Linked DNA regions of Homo sapiens: regions 1 and 3 are each linked to region 2. A link is a contact called in ENCODE Hi-C or POLR2A ChIA-PET data. All regions are on one chromosome and are shown on one strand. Each heading gives the region's core, a stretch centred on a gene start or an enhancer-like site at or near the end of the contact. The rest is flanking DNA. Distances are from core to core; before and after follow the strand shown.

The links. A loop is a pair of places that touch in the nucleus more often than their neighbours do. ChIA-PET counts read pairs that join two places held with the same protein, here RNA polymerase II (POLR2A). Pooled maps may share reads with other maps.
Region 1: a map of B cell shows a loop between it and region 2 (16-fold over the local background). The contact joins the promoter of KHDRBS1 here to the promoter of BSDC1 in region 2. A Hi-C loop is called at or near these places in 5 of 168 maps with a recorded cell type or tissue (B cell, CD4-positive, alpha-beta T cell, CD8-positive, alpha-beta T cell and 1 more), 2 of 37 single-sample maps with no recorded cell type and 12 of 50 pooled maps. POLR2A ChIA-PET finds 5 or more read pairs at or near these places in 7 of 52 experiments (CD4-positive, alpha-beta T cell, CD8-positive, alpha-beta memory T cell, H1 and 4 more).
Region 3: a map of naive thymus-derived CD4-positive, alpha-beta T cell shows a loop between it and region 2 (6-fold over the local background). The contact joins the promoter of PTP4A2 here to the promoter of BSDC1 in region 2. A Hi-C loop is called at or near these places in 1 of 168 maps with a recorded cell type or tissue (naive thymus-derived CD4-positive, alpha-beta T cell), 2 of 37 single-sample maps with no recorded cell type and 9 of 50 pooled maps. POLR2A ChIA-PET finds 5 or more read pairs at or near these places in 4 of 52 experiments (BJ, CD4-positive, alpha-beta T cell, CD4-positive, alpha-beta memory T cell and 1 more).

The regions. Positions count from the first base shown.
Region 1 is chr1:32,011,990-32,016,374 of GRCh38, reverse strand. KHDRBS1 (KH RNA binding domain containing, signal transduction associated 1) reads right to left here and starts at 2,507. Exons shown (of 9, transcript NM_006559.3): 1 at 1,998-2,507. The coding sequence starts at 2,379. RefSeq lists silencers at 1,499-1,608, 2,089-2,298 and an enhancer at 1,702-2,272.
Region 2 is chr1:32,392,424-32,396,983 of GRCh38, reverse strand. BSDC1 (BSD domain containing 1) reads left to right here and starts at 2,543. Exons shown (of 11, transcript NM_018045.8): 1 at 2,543-2,580; 2 at 2,844-2,904. The coding sequence starts at 2,570. RefSeq lists enhancers at 715-1,410, 2,158-2,237, 2,109-2,804, 2,528-2,817, 2,805-3,502.
Region 3 is chr1:31,935,409-31,939,865 of GRCh38, reverse strand. It overlaps PTP4A2 (protein tyrosine phosphatase 4A2), which reads left to right and starts at 1,498. Exons shown (of 6, transcript NM_080391.4): 1 at 1,498-1,879. RefSeq lists enhancers at 912-1,181, 2,292-2,341 and silencers at 1,242-1,621, 1,824-1,995, 1,772-2,111.

The sequences.
Region 1 (4,385 bases), core at 1,258-3,757, 380 kb after region 2:
TTGTTACCTTAGGCAAATTATTAATCTCTGGGTGTCTTGGTTTCCTCATCTGTATAAGTGAGGATAATAAAAGTAAGTTCTCATTTCATTTTATAGGTTAAATATTTAATGTAAAGTGCTCAGACCTCAAACATTAAGTGTTAGCTATATTTTTCTTCCGTGTGTTCTTTTCTTTTTTTTTTTTTTTTCCTTTTTTGAGATGGAGTTTAGCTCTTGTTGCCCAGGCTGGAGTGTAATGGCGCAATCTGGGCTCCCTGCAACCTTCGCTTCCCAGGTTCAAGTGATTTTCCTGCCTCAGCTTCCAAAGTAGCTGGGATCACAGGCGTGCGCCACCACGCGAAGCTAATTTTGTATTTTTAGTAGAGACGGGGTTTCACCATGTTGATCAGGCTGGTCTCCAACTCCTGACCTCGCGATCAGCCCGTCTCGGCCTCCCAAAGTGCTGGGATTACAGGCGTGAGCCACCGCGCCTGCCCCTTCCATGTGATCTTACCAGAGCTTAAATACTACTATTCTATCTTCTCAAAGTCTCACTTCCGCACAATGGGTTGTGACTTCACTGCAATCCCCTTGCAAGATAATTCAGAAATACCTTAAAAGCCAGGCTCAACATATATTAACACTTATCCATGCTAGAAAGAATTCATACATCCCAAACCAACAGTAACCTCAATCACATTTCTCCAATTTCAGTTGGGTTTAAAAAAAATACATCCAGAAAGCCCAAGTTAAAAATAAAGAGCACTCTCTTAGTTAAGCAGTGAGGGGAGACTGAAAATTAAAAGTAACTTTTAAGGATCAACAGTTTTTGACAGTTATCTTAAGAAAGCATAAAAGATGAACACCACACTGGTAAAGATCCCTTACCTTACAGTGTTGGGAGACAGAGAACAAAGGGAGGGAGATAATATTTTCATAATGAACTGTCCATTATATTAACCTTGCCAAAGAGTCCAACTACTCATTCAGTGTTGAAGGATGTGAATTTTTACTTGCTTAGTAAAATTTAGGTATCATAAAAAATATTAAAATAATATTTTAACTAGAAGCGAAAGTCAGACAGCTTTAGGGAAAAATCAGAGCGACTAGGTGATTGGCCAGTGCTGATGAGGAAAAGAGCGCTAACCTACAGAACAAAGACTCTCATTTCTAATCTATTTCACTACTGAATCAAAAATGTAAAAAACAGCAACAAAAAGGCCAAGCCTTTCAGTACAAGCATCATGCAACTTCTCTCAATTTCTGTCCATCTCGTTGGGAAACGTCATGTGAACTACGCGGGAGTCCCTATCGTCCCATTTCACTGTCTCTAGGGTTACTTCACTCCTTCAACGACAGTGAACACACGGTGTAAAATGGCTCAGTAGCAATTCTTATTTTATCAGCCTTAGTCGGAAATCTGATTCGGAAACCTCAAGCTCCGATCCACATAAATCGCTCCTTCCTCCCAGCAACTTAAGCTGCGGTTACCGCTAAGTCCGGCTCGGCCCCAGCGACAGCAAGGCACTGGACAGGGCATTCCAGCCTCACCCCACCTCACCTCGGCCCTTCCTCCCACGGTCCCTCCCCGCTCTGGCTGTCTTCACCTCCTACACCTCGGTCGAGGCGCTCATCGCCACCCGCGATCAAAAAGGGTTTCCCTTCAGGGAAAGGGGGAAATGAAGGTTCATTTCTGGAAGAATCTGCGCGCCCGGCAGCCGCAAGAGGAGGGAGGAGGGAAGAGTCGGGAAAGGGGCGGGGAGCTCAGCACTATCCATCAAGACATTAGCGCTAGGGGATCGCAAAGTCGCCTTCGGGCCTCCACTGCAGCCTAGAAATTCTCCCACGCACTCCGGGCTGAGGTGGGAATGTGGAATCCAGGCTCCCAAAAATGAGGATGAGACCGGAACTCCCGACTGCCTCGGTCCCGAGGGGGCGGGAAGCGAGAGGAACAAAGCCAGGGCCACTCATGCCCGGGATGGCCGGGCGACCCAGAGGGACACGGGAGGCCCCCTTACCTGCCGTCAGCAGCTGCATGGCGTGAGTGAAGGACGGGTCGAGCGAGTCCTTCTCGGCCATGAGTTCGGGCAGGTACTTGTTCTCTGGCTCCATCTTGACCGAGGCTGTGGCCGAGGGGGGCAGCAGCGGGGTCGGCGCTGGCCCGCCCACTGTCGCGTCGGGACCCGTGGCCGAGGGCGGCAGCAGCGGTGGCGGCTGCGTGGCGGGCGAGGCCCGGGCGCCCCCGCGGGATCCCCCTCCGCCTCCCCGGGACCGGTGAGGCAGCGGCGGCTGCCGAGACGGCGTCTGACGCACCGAGGGGTGGGCACCGGAGGGGTCCATGGAGCCGCTACGGCCCGAAGACCGGCTCATGCGCGCGGCGGGGTCGTCCCGGCGCTGCATCTGGGAGGATGTGCGATCCAAGGAGCGAGAAAGCGACGCGGCAGCGACGGAGGCCCGAGCGGCGGTTGGCGGGGGTGGCAGAGCGGGAGCGGTAGCGACCGAAGCCGACCCGAGCGACCCAGCGAGAGAGAGCACCGGAAATGAGGCGGCGCGCGTGCGCAGCCAGCCACCGGCACCGCCCTTGGGTTTCTCCGCGGAGAACAAAGTCCCCAGTCCGGCCACGGCGCCTGCGCACCGCCGCGGCGTCCGAGAAGTCGCCTCCCGACTCTGGCTTTCCCTCCGCTCCCGCCAGGCCAGAGCTTGATGCGCATGCGCGGGAGGCAGTGGGCTCCGTTCGTTTCGTTTTCCACGTGACTCGGCGCTAGCGGAACACGTGTCTCCTCCCCTTTCTGGCGTGGAGGGGGCGGGAGCTGTGGAATGTCTTTGTCTGCGCGCGGGCCCGCGGAGTGTGGGGCGGGAGACCTGTTACTCGCGGGGCCACGCCCTCTCCAACGGCTGAGCAGTGGAGGGAGGCTGTGGGGAGTGGGGTGGGGGGCGGTCACCGAAGTAAGGAAGTAAAAGACTGCCGAGAGGGTCACGGAAAGGGGAGGGAGAGAGAATTGAGACCGCCTGGGGAGGAAGACAGGAGTGAGACAGACTGCACAGGGAGAAAGGAAGGCTGAGGGAGAGTCTGATGCAGGGGGAAAGTTGGGGAAGGGAAACCTGGAGGGAGAAATTGAGGAAGGACGGCTTGGTGGAAACACTGAAGGCGATTGGAGTACTTGAACTAAGAGGGATGGTTCAGATCAGAGATCTGAAGTCTAGCAAAGAAAAGGGTCCCAGACATCAGGGAACACAAGAAGTTGTTTCCAGTATATATATTTCCAGTATTACATATATTCCAGTCGGTTCTAAAACGGTTGACATTGTTGGTACGGGAAATCTTAAGCAGCATTTTAGCTCTTTTTACATATTTTACTGCTTTTTCTGAATTGTGTTTGTTTTGTTTCGCCGTCATTATTGCCAATTAAGTGTTTCTTCCTTCAAAAAGTGAGGTAGAGACCAGATCCTTAATCCACGTTGGTTGCATCATTAGGATGGCTTCTTCTACCACTCCAGACTTGCTCAAAGAGACCCTTGCCACTACTCTCAAAGGCAAGGTACATAGTGGACAGTCGCCTACGACGTTCTCCACATCCTGGTGTGCTATATGCAAGTGGAGCCTTAGGTCCCTACTTGTCCCATAAGCCATCAAAAGCCTGGTGCCCTCTCTAACTTTCCCTTCCCTCCGCAGATTATTTTCTTCTTCCATTTAAAGCACTCACTCCCATCTCTTTTCCTTCTGGATTAGTTCTCCTAATGAGCCCACACTTTTCAAAAGTCTTTGGGGACCGGTGCGGTGGCTTATGCCTGTAATCCCAGCACTTTGGGAGGCCTAGGTGGGAGGATTACTTGAGGCTAGGAGTTCGAGAGCAGCCTGGACAATATAATGAGACCTCATCTCTACAATAAAAAAAGTTTCCGCCCGGCTTGGTGGCTCATGCCTGTGATCCCAACACTTTGGGAGGCCGAGGTGGGCAAATCACCTGAGGCCAGGAGTTCGAGACCAACTTGGCCAACATGATGAAACCCCATCTTTACTAAAAATATAAAAATTAGCCGGGTGTGGTGGTGCATACCTGTAATCCCAGCTACTTGGGAGGCTGAGGCAGGAGAATTGCTTGAACCAGGGACGCGGAGGCTGCCGTGAGCCGAGATCACGCCACTGCACTCCAGCCTGGGCAACAGAGCGAGACTACGTCTCAAAAAAAAAAAAAAAGGAAAAAAAGGTTTATTTGGAAATTGTCTTCTGAGTGCCTGGAAACTTGATTTTTGGATGTGAAGCTTAGAACCCTTTAACTAGAGAACCTAAAGGCCTTCTTTAAGGGGTTAAGGGAGAGGATTTCCAAATTACCCACAGAAATGAAAACAAAACACGTATCTACATAAATTATATATATATAATATAAAATATAGGCCAGATGCGA
Region 2 (4,560 bases), core at 1,294-3,793:
ACTGAGGCAGGAGGATTGCTTGAGTTCAGGAAGTCAAGGCTGCAGTGAGCCATGATCGTGCCACTGCACTCCAGCCTGGGCAACTGATATGGTTTGGCTCTGTGTTCCCACCCAAATCTCATCTTGTAGCTCCATAATTCCCACGTGTTGTAGAAGGGACCTGGTGAGAGATGACTGAATCATGGTGGGGGCGGGTTTTTCCCGTGCTTTTCTCATAATAGTGAATGGTTCTCATGAGATCTGATGGTTTTAAAATCGGGAGTTTCCCTGCACAAGCTCTCTTCTCTTGTCTGCCACCATGTGAGATGTGCCTTTCACCTTCCTCCATCATTGTGAGGTCTCCCTGGCCATGTGGAACTGTGAGTCCAGTAAAACTCTTTCTTTTGTAAATTGCCCAGTCTCAGGTATGTCTTTATTAGCAGTGTGAAAATGGACTAATATGGCGACAGAGTAAGATCCTGTCTTAAAAATAAAATAAAATGGGCCAGGAGCAGTGGCTCACGCCTGTACTCCCAGCACTTTCAGAGGCCGAGGTGGGTGGATCACCTGAGGCCAGGAGTTCAAGACCAGCCCGGCCAACATGGTGAAACCCCATCTCTACTAAAAATACAAAATTAGCTGGGTGTGGTGGTGGGTGCCTGTAATCCCAGCTATTCTGGACGCTGAGGCAGGAGAGTCATTTGAACCCAGGAGGCAGAGGTTGCAGTGAGCCAAGATCATGCCACTGCACTCCAGCCTGGGCAATAGAGTGAGACTCCATCTTAAAAAATAATAATAAATAAAATCATGAGACTTTATGAGAATATCTGGGGAATGACTATAAACATCAAAAAGGAGGAGGACACCAAGGGCTGAGCCTTCTCCCAGGGAATATCCCATTCCAGCAACAAGAAGGCGGTGAGAAAACAGCAAAGAATACTGAGATGCCAATGAACGGGGAAGAAAGTCAAGAGGGCATGATGTCCTGGAAGCCAAATGAAGAAAGTGGTCAACTGTGTCAAATAAGATGCGGATGTAAAACAAGAACTGAAAAGTGGCCATTCCTCTTGGCGACCTTAAGAAAGTTATGTCAGGCTGGGTGCAGTGGTTCATGCCTGTAATCCCAGCACTTTGGGAGGCTGAGGAGGGCAGATCACCTGAAGTCAGGAGTTCGAGACAAGCCTGGCCAACATAGTGAAACCCCATCTCTACTAAACATACAAAAATTAGTCGGGCATGGTGGTGCACAACTGTAATCCCAGATACTCGGGAGGCTGAGGCAGGAGAATCGCTTGAACCCGGGAGGCAGAGGTTGCAGCGAGCTGAGATTGCACCACTACACTCCAGCCCGGGCAACAGAGCAAGACTCTGACTCAAAATAAATAAATAAATAAAATAGATGTTTCCGTCTTCCACAGGGAGGACCAAAAATAAATAAATAAATAAAATAGATGTGTCCGTCTTCCACAGGGAGGACGTGGGATGGTGGCGGAGCTGGCTGCAGCAGAGCTACAAATAAATATAAAATAAATAAAATTAAATAAAATTAAATAAATAAAAGAAAGTTATTTCAAAGGATTGTCTGAGAGGCAAAAACCTAACTGCAGTGAGTTCAAGAGAGAATGGGAGGAGAGGGGAGTTGCAGACTGTGAGTAGGCAACGCTTTTGCTGTAAAGGGGAGTAGGGAAACGGTGAGGGATATAGAGAGGGCTGGTTTTTGTTTGCCTTTGAGATGGGAGAAACAGCAGTACGGATGATGACAAGGATAAATGCAGTCATCAGAGGGAAAAGAGATGAAGGGGGGATTACTAGATCTATGTCCTTAAGCAAACAAGAGGCGATGGGATCTACCGCACACGTGGAGGGGCTGACCTTAATTAAAGTCCAAAGTATGTGGGCTGTGGAATCTCCCTTCCAATCGCAGTAGAACTCAATCCAGGCGGTCTCCGGATTTCTCCAGACCACCTCCACCTGGCGTTGTTCTGAGCTGGGCCACCGAAAGTTGAGATTACTGAATGTGTGTGTCTCCCATTAACCCGTAAGCCCTCCAAAGGCTGCATCTAAGTCGCCTCTGAATTATTCACATTCCTCCAAACTCTGGGCCACAGCCCCGCAATATGGGCTTATTGAATTAGCCCAAAGAGACACAAAGCAGCCTCTACGCAGCTGGTTTCACAAAGGGGGGCGGTCCTAACCCTGCGCTCTGGGATCCTGACGTTCGAGCTATCTCTCCTCCTCCCCTCTGCTCCCAGCTCTCCGCAGTCCAGCTTGTCGGCTGATCATCGTCCATAGAGGCCACCGTACCCGACGTTTGCGGACAGTGACAAAGAGTCAAGCTTGGTGGAGCCTGAGGACAGGACTGAATGACGATTGAACTGAGAGTTCAGGGGCGGAGTTTGAGGGCGAACTCGGGACAGAGACTGGATAGAGTTCAGGGAGGCGGGACCTAATGATGGCGCAGGGAGGGGATTGGGCTGAGGGCGGTGCCGGCGCGAGGATTGGGCCGAGCGCCTCGGGGGCGGTCCTTGAGGGGGCGGTGCCGTGTCGGAAGTCAAAGGTCAGTAAATAGTGGTGATGTCATGCAGGCAAGATGGCGGAAGGGTGAGCTTGTCGTTTTGCTCCTAGGCGTTGGGGCCTGAATTCTCCCAGGGTTGGGGTGCTGGGCGAGAGTCCCGGTGGGGAACGTGAGATCAGCGGGGGCGTGGACTGATCTGAAAGGGCAGAGTGGAGTCGCATTGTGAGGGGGTGGGCAAGCGGTCTGCGAAGCCTCGGCCCGCAGGGTACATCTGAGCGGGGAACAAACCGGATCCTTGGGCGGGCAGGAATCGCACCGCGGTGCTGCCAGATGTGTCTGTCTTCCACAGGGAGGACGTGGGATGGTGGCGGAGCTGGCTGCAGCAGAGCTACCAAGCAGTCAAAGAGAAGGTAAGCCGGGCCCGTGCCCTTCTTCCCTCAGCAGGGCCCTGCGCCGCCTCAATGCAACCTGGTCCAACCAGCCCCGCCCAACTTTTGCGGGCGCTAAGTCTCAAGGATGAGGCTGACCTGGGCCTTTCTTTTAGCCTCTACCGGTCCACGGGAAGACAGACCTCGACGCAAACCAGTGTGATACTAGCCACAGTGAAATAAAGATGGTTTTAAAGGCTGGAGTTAACGAACGTTTTGTAGGAATCCATAGGAAGGAGCAATTTATTCCAGCTCAGGAAATTCAGTTTCTTCGTGAAAGAGAGAGCATTTGATACAGGTCTTGAAGGAAAAGATTCTAGCAGTAAAAAAACTTACTCGTATAGTCATTCAAATATTAGAGTATATGCGACAACCAGCACTCTGATAGGTCTTGAGGATACAGACTTCAGCCAAACAGATGTAATCCTGGGCCTTACAAAGCTCACAGTCTAGTGGAGAGACAGCCATTAACCGAGTAGCCAAACAAATAGTTGTTTAGTTACCGTTGTGGTAAGTTCTGTGAAAGGAAAGTACAGGGGCACCTTGTCTGTTCTGGTTAGTCAGTAACTCACCAGGGAAGGCCCCTGTGGAGAAGGAACCTCATCAAGGGCAACCCTGCCTAGACAGGATGAAAAGCAAGAACCCAAGCCAGAGATGAGCATGAGCCATACACACTGGTGCCTGATGAGTTCTAAGTAGGGGCTATGCAACGGGCAGTAGAGAGAGAGAGATTAATCACCAGAGAGTGGAAGGCCTTCTTGCTGAACAATCTCTGTGGGATGAGTGATATTTGGCTGTGCCAGTGGGTAATTTGCCAATGTGTATTCCTGTTTCATTTCATGCTTATTTGTCAAAATCAGCCCAACTGAATTGTGGGAAAAGTTGATTACTATTTACCTCAAGCAATTGGGATGAGTCCTGCTTCAGGGCCAACTCCAGGAAGCTTCTGACCTCACCTAAATAAGTCCTCTACTCTGGGAGTATTTTTGTTTTGTTTTGAGACAGAGTCTCACTCTGTCACCTAGGCTGGAGTGCACAGGTGCGGTCTCAGCTCGCTGCAACCTCTGCCTCCCAGATTGAAGTGATTCTTGTGCCTCAGCCTCCCGAGTAGCTGGGATTACAGGCATGTGCCACTACTCCTGGCTAATTTTTGTATTTTTAGTAGAGACAGGGTTTCACCATGTTGGCCAGACTGGTCTCGAACTCCTCACCTCAGGTGAGCCACCTGCCTCAGCTTCCCAAAGTGCTGGGATTATAGGCGTGAGCCACCACACCCAGACATCTGGGAGCGTTTTTATTCCTCCCTTATCCTGGGTACTCCTGGACAGCCTCTCAGCAATAGCCCAGCAAATCTGAGAATGCCCTGAGCTGTTTATGTTGTTGATGAGGACTGAGAGGCTTGCACCCTAACATTTGATAGAAGAGACCCGATAGTAGCATATTTCCTGTTGGGTAATTTCCTGGCAGGAAAGTCTGACATTCATTCAGCAGATGTTGCATGAGGGCCTCCTGTGTTTGTCTCAAGGTTGGTCTTATCATAACTTATGAAAAATAGATAGTTGGCCAACCTTCCGTCTTCATTCTTGGAATTCCCAGTTAAAAGCTGGGGTGGGGGTGGAGGTGGGAGTTGTTTATGCC
Region 3 (4,457 bases), core at 249-2,748, 460 kb after region 2:
GACGACAGATCACTGCTTCTCCCCGCAGGGCTGGATGAGCATGGATGTGGTGGCGAGGTGGGGGAGAAGCACCCACGGGAGCATCTTCATTTCTTCCTATATAGGCGCCAGTTCTGGGCAGGCAAGACTTCCCAGGGGTGGACAGAAAGAACAGACCCTCCCCAACCCGCAATTCCCAGGGGGAGACATCTCCCTCCCAAGCCAGCCTCCAATGCCGCACTTTGCCATCTGGTCGTGGCCCAAACCAGCCTCCTAGCTCGCTAGTGACCACATTTTCCAAACCAAAACTCAGGACGCATGATCTGGCAAAGAATTTCTGGCTAGCTTCCAAATGCAAGAGGCAAAAACCTTTCCACCTGAGAATCTCTACGATAATCTGCGTCGTTAAAGGTGACATTAAGTCGGAAAGCTTGAAATTCAGGGTCTCTTCTTTCTCACTTTCTCAACTCAAGCGTTTTCTTTTTCTTTCTTTTTTTTTTTTGAGACGGAGTCTCACTCTGTCGCCCAGGTTGGAGTGCAGTGGCACGATCTCGGCTCACTGCAAACTCCGCCTCCCGGGTTCAAGTGAGTCTCCTGCCTCAACCTCCCGAGTAGCTGGGATTACGGCCCTCCTTCCGGGCGGGCGCCACCATGCCCAGCTAATTTTTGTATTTTTAGCAGACACAGGGTTTCACTATGTTGGCCAGGCTGGTCTCGAACTCCTGACCTTGTGATCTGCCCTCCTCGGCCTCCCAAAGTACTGGGATTACAGGTATGAGCCACCGCGCCTGGCCCTTCTCAAGCGTTTTCATACGTTGTTATCGATACGTGAAAGAGCCCATGAGGTAGCTGATTATTATTTCCATTTAATAGTTGATAATACTTGGAATCACTTGCCCAAGATCCTACATCCTGAAAGTCTGAATTTTGGCTTGTCAGGGACAGTTCTTAGGGTGGGTGTGTGTCTTGTGGGCAGAGCTGGGGGTGGCGTATTAATATCTTCGACGAAGATGCACACGCCATTCATTTGGGGCCTCAGGAAGGGCAGCCGAGAACTGAGCTGGCCAGGTTCCCACTTCTGAGTTGGAAATCCCCAAGCCCAGGACGTGGCGGCCACCCCGTCCCATCAGGATCTGACCCGAGGCCTTAGGGCCAAGTAGCGAGAAAGAACCCTTCGACCTTGCAGGTCACACCTCGGCTGCAGGCCCTCGACCCAGCCCAGGTGCGGATGGGCGGGGCGCAGCGTGGGCGAGCGACTCCCCAGGCCACGTTCTGCCTTCCCTCCCCGATCACATGGACTCGCCTTCCGTAGCCGGGAGTGCGGAGCGGAACGAACCACGAGGAGGAGGAGCGGGGGAGGCGCCCAGGGCAGTGGGTCAGCGCCCCGCGGGGCAGGTGGGCGGGCCCAACTGCCCGCGAGCCGGCCAGCCAGCCAGTCAGCGAACGCGGAGGGCGGGCCGGTGGCCCTGCGCGCCGCGCCCCGCAGCGCCCCCTGAGGGGCGGCGGCGGGAGCTGGTTCCGGCTGCGCGCGCAGCGGTGGTGGTGGCGGCGCGATCGGCCGGGCTGTAACCGTCGTCTGTCCGGGAGCGGCTGGAGCGGCAGCGGCGGCCGGGCACGGCGCGAGGTGACGCCACAGGGCAGCGGCGGCAGCGGAGGCAGCGGCGGCAGCAGGAGACGCAGCGGCGGCCGCAGCAGCAGCAGCAAGACGGACTCGTGGAGACGCGCCGCCGCCGCCGCCGCCGGGCCGGGCCGGGTGTCGCGCGCCGAGGCTGGGGGGGAGTCGTCGCCGCCGCCGCCACCGCTACCGCCGCCGCCGCCGCCGCCGAGGTGACTGAGGAGAGAGGCGCCTCCTCGCTCCCGCCACCGCCGGACTTCAATGCCCAGTCCCCAGCTCGCCAGCGTGAGTGCGCCCCTCCCGGGCGGCCCCCGCGCCGGCGCCGGGGGCCTCGGGGAAGGGGAGGGCGGGAGGCGCCGCAGCCATTAGTGCAGGCCGGAGACACGTCCCCGGAAGGAGGGCCGGGCCGGGCCGGGGCGGGGGAGCGAGGGTGGGTGAGCGAGGGGCGGGCTCGTGTGTGTGGAAGGGAGAGAGCTGTGCGAGCGTGGGGGAGAGTGAGTTGGTGAAGGGAGGGCGTGTGAGTGGGGGACAGGGCTGAGTGTCCGTGCGAGGAGGTGGGGGGAGTGGGAGCGCGTCGGGAGGCAGTGTCGATGTTGGGGGAATGTGGGTGAGGGCAGGGGAGGGTATGGGTGTGTGGGGAGCGTGTGGGCATGAGGGGTGGTGGTAGAATGAGTGAGTAAATGGGGGAGGAGAGAGTTGAGAGTGTGGTAAAGAGCGGGTGAGTGTGGGGGGAGAACATGGTGTGTGTCGGTGAGAAGGTGCGTGGCAGAGGCAGGAGTGTGGTAGGGTGTGCCGGCGTGTGTCCAGTGTGTGAGCAGGCATCCTAGAGGCCCTTCCCCTTGGTCTTTGTGTGTGGCGATAGTGAACCCTGGTGTGTTGGGTTGGGGAGTTCTTTCCGGGAGCATCTTGTCCGTGGGTCTTCAGGTTCAAGTATGAGGAAAGGGGGTATAAGTCTCCTCCAGCGGCACTATGATCTTCTGGCTCTGGGATTTTAATTTTTTTCCCCCAGAAAGGATGTGATGTGTTTTTTTGTTGTTGTTCTATACATTTTTTTCTCCCACGTTTCATGACTTCAAAGTAAATTTTCAAATTTGTCAATGATGCCATCCTATCCTAGTCTGGGGCCCCTGAGAGCTAACGAAAAGAAGTTTGTCTGTTGCCCAAAATCCTACACTCTGGCCTGTAGAGTGTTCAGGAGCATAAACTTTTGTAAAGTACTGCTAGTTTTTCAGGTGAAGAGTATTTTATTGTTAGGTAAATTGAACTGTAGTCTGGTTTATTATTTCCTGGAATTTGTCAAGAAATTAGCAGTGACTAGCAATTCTAGTGTCACTGTAGGCATTCAGCAAATGTTTGTCTGTCCGGAGTCGCCAAACTACATTACACTGCTGAGTTGGAATATGGTACTTGCTGTCATGCTCTGTAAGAGAGAGTAGTTTCAGAGGGAAGTGAGTGAAGTTATGCCTTGCTGAGTGTGCAAAAGGAGATTAAGGATACAGAATGACACATTATCAGGGCTTCAGAATCACTTGCCAGCACACCATTGTATTGGTGAAGATGGTGAGAAGTTGTTTGCTGGTATTCTGATCTTGGCATTTTTAAGTTTCATAATGAATGGACTAATTATTATCATGGACTTTTCCCATTCTTGTGTTGTAAAAGTAGGGATTCTTGAAGAGTAGTACCTTGATAGGGATTTTACACATTGATATAATCTTAAAAATGATGTTATCTTAAAAATAATGTCTCCTAGAAGTTGGTAGTCTTTCACTTGATCTTAGCCAAAAGGCCGAGAAGCGATAGAAGTTGGTAGTCTTTCAGTATAAGCAAAGAGTAGTATGGTCCTTTTGTTTTTTTTTTGTTTGTTTTTGAGATGGAGTCTCGCTCTGTTTGTTGCCCAGGCTTCCCGGGTTCAAATGATCTTCCCGCCTCAGCCTCCCAAGTAGCTGAGAATACAAGTGTGTGCCACCACACCCGGCTAATTTTCATATTTTTAGTAGAGATGGGGTTTCACCTTGTTGGCCAGGCTGGTCTCGAACTCCTGACCTCCAGTGATCCACCTGCCTTGGCCTCCCAAAGTGCTGGGATTAACAGGCGTGAGGGTGGTCCTTTTGATAGTGAACATAATAGAATTACAGGCAAAATCACTGATGTGTAATTAAAAGTTAGAAATTATATTTTTCGGCTGGGCAAGCTGGCTCATACCTGTAATCCTAGCACTTTGGGAGGCTGAGGCAGGAGGATCGCTTGAGCCCAGGAGTTCGAGACCAGCCTGGGTAACATGGTGACTCCATTTCTACAGAAAATACAAAAGTTAGGCGTGGTAGTGCGTGCCTGTAGTTCCAGCTATCCCGGAGGCTGAGGTGAGAGGATCTTGTGAGTCCAGGAAGTCAAGGCTGCAGTGAGCCAGTGAGACCCTCTCTCAAAAAAAATAAGAAGAAAGAAATAGTAAATAGTATTGTTACTATTCAGTGAGGGAAGGAATTGATTAGTATTAATTTCCTCCTGTGCTACAGGTGCTTTTTATATTCATTTAATTCTCACAACTACAAGAAAGGTGGTATCTTCATTTGCATCCATTTAGCTTATTTTGAATCACTTCTATTTGCCAGGCACTAGGGATACAGCGATGAGCTCCCATGGATTTACAGTGGTGAGAAGAAGAGATACAGAAACTCAAAAGGTTAAGTAACTTGTCCCAGGTCATACAGATAATAATTAGTGCTGGATTAAAAATCCAGGTCTTTGACTCTAAAGCCCTTGATTTTTCCAATACGTCATACTACTCTCTCAGTAGCTCCTCTTATATTGAGGTTTCTCATCAACGTGATGGCCTAGCAGCTAGTACTTAGGAGAGCTGTTG